2 separate regions of the Homo sapiens genome follow, and region 2 is linked to region 1. Evidence: read pairs that join two places in POLR2A ChIA-PET (ENCODE). Cell type or tissue: GM12878. All regions are shown on one strand. Links, peaks and the distances in the headings refer to the core of each region. The heading gives the core; the rest is flanking DNA.

The links. Peaks named below come from ENCODE experiments on the same cell type or tissue, not always from the same donor. Only the 100,000 strongest peaks of a DNase experiment are listed, where the experiment ranks them.
Region 2: POLR2A ChIA-PET joins it to region 1 with 5 read pairs; 4 of 35 experiments call an interaction of 5 or more read pairs at or near these places.

Annotation. Positions count from the first base shown.
Region 1 is chr17:3,910,043-3,912,952 of GRCh38, reverse strand. The region is part of intron 1 of P2RX1 (purinergic receptor P2X 1); the gene reads left to right. Among named protein-coding and RNA genes, the nearest start is that of P2RX1, 5.0 kb to the left of the region's middle. RefSeq lists enhancers at 1,230-1,299, 1,680-1,729. In GM12878, for the core only: no CTCF peak of the experiment used is centred there; a DNase peak (open chromatin) is centred at 1,472; H3K27ac peaks cover 1,704 bases.
Region 2 is chr17:4,027,253-4,030,162 of GRCh38, reverse strand. All of the region lies in intron 42 of ZZEF1 (zinc finger ZZ-type and EF-hand domain containing 1), which reads left to right. Among named protein-coding and RNA genes, the nearest start is that of LINC01975, 52 kb to the right of the region's middle. In GM12878, for the core only: no CTCF peak of the experiment used is centred there; no DNase peak of the experiment used is centred there.

The DNA.
Region 1 (2,910 bases), core at 219-2,718:
AGTCCCTCTGGGTCTCTTCTCAACTAAGTCCTCACTCATCCCCTGCGCCTCCACACAGACCTCTTGAAATCACATGTTCTGAGATCTCCAAGTGGAGATCAGAGTGCACCAATCAGGGAGAAGGATGGATAGAAATTATTGGGGGGAGAAACACATCCAGGGACCGTTTCTGCAGCATCTTCTCCATGCCTGGTGCTGTGCCGGGGAACAGAGGTGGGACATGGAATGGAGAGAGGGAGAGGGAGGAACTGAGGGTGAATTAGCCAGACTCCTTTGGTTCCTGTGAGAAAAGTCTAATCAAACAGATTTAAAAGGAAGGGTGGGCCGGGTGCGTTGGCTCACGCCTGTAATCCCAGCACTCTGGGAGGCTAAGGCGGGTGGATCACTTGAGGTCAGGAGTTTGAGACCAGCCTAGCCAACATGGTGAAAACCCATCTCTACTAAAAATACAAAAATTAGCTGGGTGTGGTGGCGCACGCCTGTAATCCCAGCTACTCGGGAGGCTGAAGCAGGAGAATCGATTGAACTTGGGGGGCGGAGATGGCAGTGAGCCGAGATCGCACCACTGCACTCCAGCCTGGGCAACAGGGTGAGACTCCGTCTCAAAAAAAAAAATAAAAAAACAAACAAATAAATGAATATATAAATAAAAGGAAAGGTGGGGGTATCCGGTGGTTTATGTAACTGAAAAATCAGTGTGGGTTTCAGGCCCGGCTGGATCCTCCAGGATGAAGACACAGGAGGAGTAAGGTTTAGAGGGGAGAGGGGATGAGGAATTCCTGCGGGTCCAGTCTTGGTTCTCAAAAGAAGCTGCCCATGACCTATCTCCCTTTCCTGGCTCTTCTTTCCTCTGTGGAGGCTTCATTCTCAGGCAAGTTCTCTGTCTTCACAGTGGTGAAACGGCCACCAGCAGCTCCAAGCTAACATCTCACCAGTTTAGCCACTCCCGAGGCACAAGAGTGGCTCCTTCTCCAGAGCTCCAGCAAAAGTCTCAGGTTCAATTCTTATTGGCCGGGGTCGGGTCCCGTGCCCACCCCAGAACCAATCAATCATTGCAGTCAAGGAAACGGAATGCCCTGATTGGAGGAGCCTGGTTGCGTGCCCACCCTTCCAGGCTCTCCTGTCGGGACACAGTGTGAACCAAGGTCTTGGGGCCGGAGAGGAATAGAGAAGGTGTCACTGGGACTAGGCTGAAGGGGCCATAAAAGGAGCCCAAGGGAGAGGCTGTGAAAGGGAGAGCAGGGGCGATGGCGAAGGCCTTTGAACACCAGGCTGAGGCGCCCGGATTTCTTCTGCAGGCAGAAGGGAGCCAAGACAGGATGTCTAGCAGGGGAGGGCCTGGAGCAGGCAGGGGTGGGCGTGGGGACCGGAGGCAGGACAGCTGTGAAGAGGCCGCAGGGATGGGAAGGGGGGACGGGGCGGGACCCAAGGCAGAGGCAGTGAGCACGGGTGACAGATGTCGTCACCCCGGCAGGCCTCACGCCTGGGGCGGCCCCTGCTCAGCTTCTGCCCATTGTTGCCGCAGCACGTAACACCTGGCACAGCCAGAGCTTCCGACGTCTCAAGAGAAGTGGGAAGTGAGATTTATGCATGAAAGAAACCGCTTGGTTTTTAGAGATTGGTGACGTATTCAAAAAAAAAGAAAGAAAGAAAGAAAGAAAAACAGACCGGGTGCCATGGTGCACGCCTGTAAACCCAGCACTTTGGGAGGCCAAAGTGAGCGGATCACTTCAGCTCAGGGGTCCAAGACCAGCCTGGCCAACACAGTGAGGCCCTGTATCTAAAAAAAAAAAAAAAAATTACCCAGGTGTGGTGGCGCGTGCCTGTAGTCAGTCCCAGCTACTCAGGAGGCTGAGGTGGGAGGATCACCTGAGCCTGGAAAGTTGAGGCTGCAGTGAGCCACGACTGCACCAGTGCACTCCAGCCTGGAGGACAGAGTGACACCCTGTCTCAAAAATAAATAAAGAACAATAAAAATAAAATAATTAAAAACACAAATGGTTGGCCTGAGATTCAATTCCACATTCAGTTAGTCATTCAACACACAGTGTTTGTTGAGTTCCTATTATGTGCCAAGCACTATTCTAGACACTAAAAATACAGAAGTGAACAAAACAAACCAAGATCCTGCACTCAAGGAACTTAACCCAGATGCCCCTCGACTTGTCTGCGGGTTGCATGGGGGCCTCAGGGTGGGCCCCAGTTCTGAGCACATTCCCTCCCAGGCCTGGAGTCTGCTCATGCCCCTCCCCAAGGCTGCTGCTCCCTGACAGCACACGCCCCATCTGGTCAACTCCTGCCTGTGGCCCATGGCCATACCCTGTGTCCCACCAGCCACCTGGCCGGTCCTCCCAACCCATGCCAGAGCTGCCCCCGCACCTGTCCCAGCTCCTCCAGTGTCTCAGCCTTCCCAAAACCAGCCCTTCTGGGTCCTTAGATGAAAGCCGAGGGAGGACCAGAAGGACTGGGGGATCCAATGAATGTGGGGGCATGATGGGGAGGGTGGCTGTGAGGATGCTGCCTGGGTGTTGAGCCTGGGTGATAGGGTGAGGACAGCACCATTCTCCATGACGAGGACACAGGGGAACAAGTTCTAAAGGGAGATGAAGAGTTCAGGTTGATCCAATTGAATTTCTGTCTGTATAGTGGTTAGTGCTTGGCACGAAATAGATTTCGTAGGCCGGGCACAGTGGCTCATGCCTGTAATCCCAGCACTTTGGGAGGCAGAGGTGGGTGGATCACCTGAGGTCAGGAGTTCAAGACCAGCCTGGCCAACATGGTGAAGCCCCGTCTATACTAAAAATACAAAAATTAGCCAGGCGTGTTGGTGTGCGCCTGTAATCCCAGCTCCTCAGGAGGCTGAGGCAGGAAAATCGCTTGAATCCGGGAGGCAGAGGTTGCAGTGAGCCT
Region 2 (2,910 bases), core at 173-2,672, 120 kb before region 1:
ATTCATTTTTCTTTTATTTCTGTTTGCTGTTTCTTTGATTACTGCCCAGATAAATTTCCTTATTTCTTCTGGCTTTGTGTTTAATGTGTTGTTACTGCTTTTCCGGTTTCTTTTCTTTTCTTTTTTTTTTTTTTTAATAGGATCTCAGCATGTTGCCCAGGTTGATCTCAAACTGCTGGGCTCAGGTGATCCTCCTGCCTTAGCCTCCCAAAGTGCTGGGATAACAGGCATGAGTTACCACACCTGGCTGCTTTTCTGGTTTCTGTCTTTTTTTTTTTTTTTTTTTTTGAGATGGAGTTTTGCTCTTGTTGCCCAGGCTGGAGTGCATTGGCATGATCTCAGCTCAATGCAACCTCCACCTCCTGGGTTCAAGTGATTCTCCTGCCTCAGCCTCCTGAGTAGCTGAGATTACAGGCACATGCCACTATGCCCGGCTAATTTTTGTATTTTTAGTAGAGACAGGGTTTACCATGTTGGTCAGGCTGGTCTCGAACTCCTGACCTCAGTGATCCACCCGCCTCAGCCTTCCAAAGTGCTGGGATTACAGGTTTCTTAAGGTAGGAGCCATCACTGATTTGAGACCTTTCTTCCTTGGCAATAGAAGAATTTTAATGTTGTGCATTTCCTTTTAAGTATGACTTTAGCCACATCCACTATTTTTTTTTTCTTTTTCGGTGTCCCTTGGATTCAGTAGGAACATCTCACAATTTTTTTTTATGATATATTGTCATTTTCATTTAGGTCACAATATATTTTCCAATTTATCTTGTGATTTTTTTTTTCTTTGCTCTGTGGATTATTTAAAAGTTTGATGTTTAGTTTCTTAATATTTGGGGGATATTCCAGATATCATTTGGTTGTTGATTTCAGGTTTAATTCCCTTGTGGTCATAGAGCATATTTTTAATTAGTTCAGTCCTATTATGAATATTATTACAATTTGTTTTATTGTCCAAAATTAGGTCTGTTTTCATGGAGTTTCCATGTACACTTGAAGAGAATGCATGTGCACTATGTTGTTGGTGGAGTATCCTATAGATGTTAATTAGGTCAAGTCAATGGATAATGTTATTCAAGTCTTCTGTGCCCTTACTGATGTTTTATCTACTTGTTCTAACAATTCCTGAGAGAGGACTATAGAAGTTTCTAACTGTAATTGTATGTTTCTCTTTTTCTTATGAAATGTCCCTTTTTTATCCCTAATGATATTCCTCATTCTGAAATCTAATATTCGTACAGCCTCTCTTGCATTTTTAAAAATAGCATTTGCATAGAGTAGTCATCCTTTAGTATCCTCAGAGGATTGGTTCCAGGACTCCCCACAGATAGCAAAATTCGTGGATTAGTCCCTTATAGTTGGCTGTTCATATCTGTGGGTTTTGCATCCAGAGGCTCAGCCAAACTCAAATCAAAAATACTCTTGGCCCTTCATATCCATGGGTTTCACATCTTTTCACTTTAACCTACCTGTGTCTTTACATTTAAAGTGGATTTCTTGTCTTTTTTTAAAAAATCCAATCTGATAATCCCTGTCTTTTAATTGATGTGTTTAGACCATTTACATTTATTGCAGTTATCAAGATGGTTGAATTTAGGATTTTTTTTTTTTTTTTTGGAGACAGAGTCTTACTCCATCACCCAGGCTGGAGTGCAGTGGTGTGATCTCGGCTCACTGCAACCTCCACCTCCCAGGGTTCAAGCAGTTCTCCTGCCTCAGCCTCCCAAGTAGCTGGGATTACAGGCATCTGCCACTACATCCAGCTAATTTTTGTATTTTTAGTAGAGATAGGGTTTTGTCATGTTGGCCAGGCTGGTCTTGAACTCCTGAGTCAGGTGATTCGCCTGCCTTGGCCTCCCAAATTGCTGGGATTACAGGTGTGAACCACCATGCCTGGCCAGTATCTCACTTTTTGAAGCAAAAAAATGTAATGTATTGTGAGATTTATGTCATATAGAAGTAAAATGTGTAACAGCACAAAGAATGGAGTGGAAAATGTTGTAATGTTCTGACACTATATGTGAAATGGTATACTATTATCTGAAGGTAGACTATGATAAGTTAAAGGCGTTCAGTGTAAACCCTAGAACAACATTTAAGAAATTATTTGAAGGTACACTACTGTAAATCCTAGAGCAACCACAACAAAACCCAAAAAGATAAAGAGCCAATAGTGGAAATAAAATGAAATCATTAAGAAAAACAAAATAACCCAGCACTCTGAGAGGCTGAGTGAGGTGGGAAGATGACTGGAGGATAGGAGTTTGAGATCAACCTGGGCAACATAGCAAAATTCTATCTCTACAAAAATAAATAAATAAATGATGATGAGGCCAGGAGTTTGGGGCCAGCCTGGGCAGCATAGCTAGACCCCATCTCTACTAAAAATAATTTTTTAGAAAGCCAGGTGTGGTGACACACACCTGTAATCCCAGCTGCTGTGGATGCAGAGGCAGGAGGATCACTTGAGCCGAGGAGATCAAGGCTGCAGTGAGCTATGATCATGCCACTGCACTGTAGCCTAGGTGACAGAGCAGGAGCCTGTCTCTTTAAAAAAAAAAAAAAAAAAAAGGCAGGGCACAGTGGCTCATGCCTGTAATCCCAGCACTTTGGGAGGCCGAGGCGGGCTGATCACTTGAGGTCAGGAGTTTGAGACTAGCCTGGCCAACATGGTGAAACCCCGTCTCTACTAAAAATACAAAAATTAGCCACACGTGGTGGTGTGCGCCTGTAATCCCAACTGCTAGGGAGGCTGAGGCAGGATAATCACTTGAACCAGGGAGGCGGAGGTTGCAGTGAGCCAAGATTGTGCCATTGCACTCTAGCCTGGGGAACAAGAGCGAGACTTCTCTCAAAAAAAAAAAAAAAAAAAAAAAAAAGTGAGATATTGCTGGGTGCGTAGGTCTTATACCT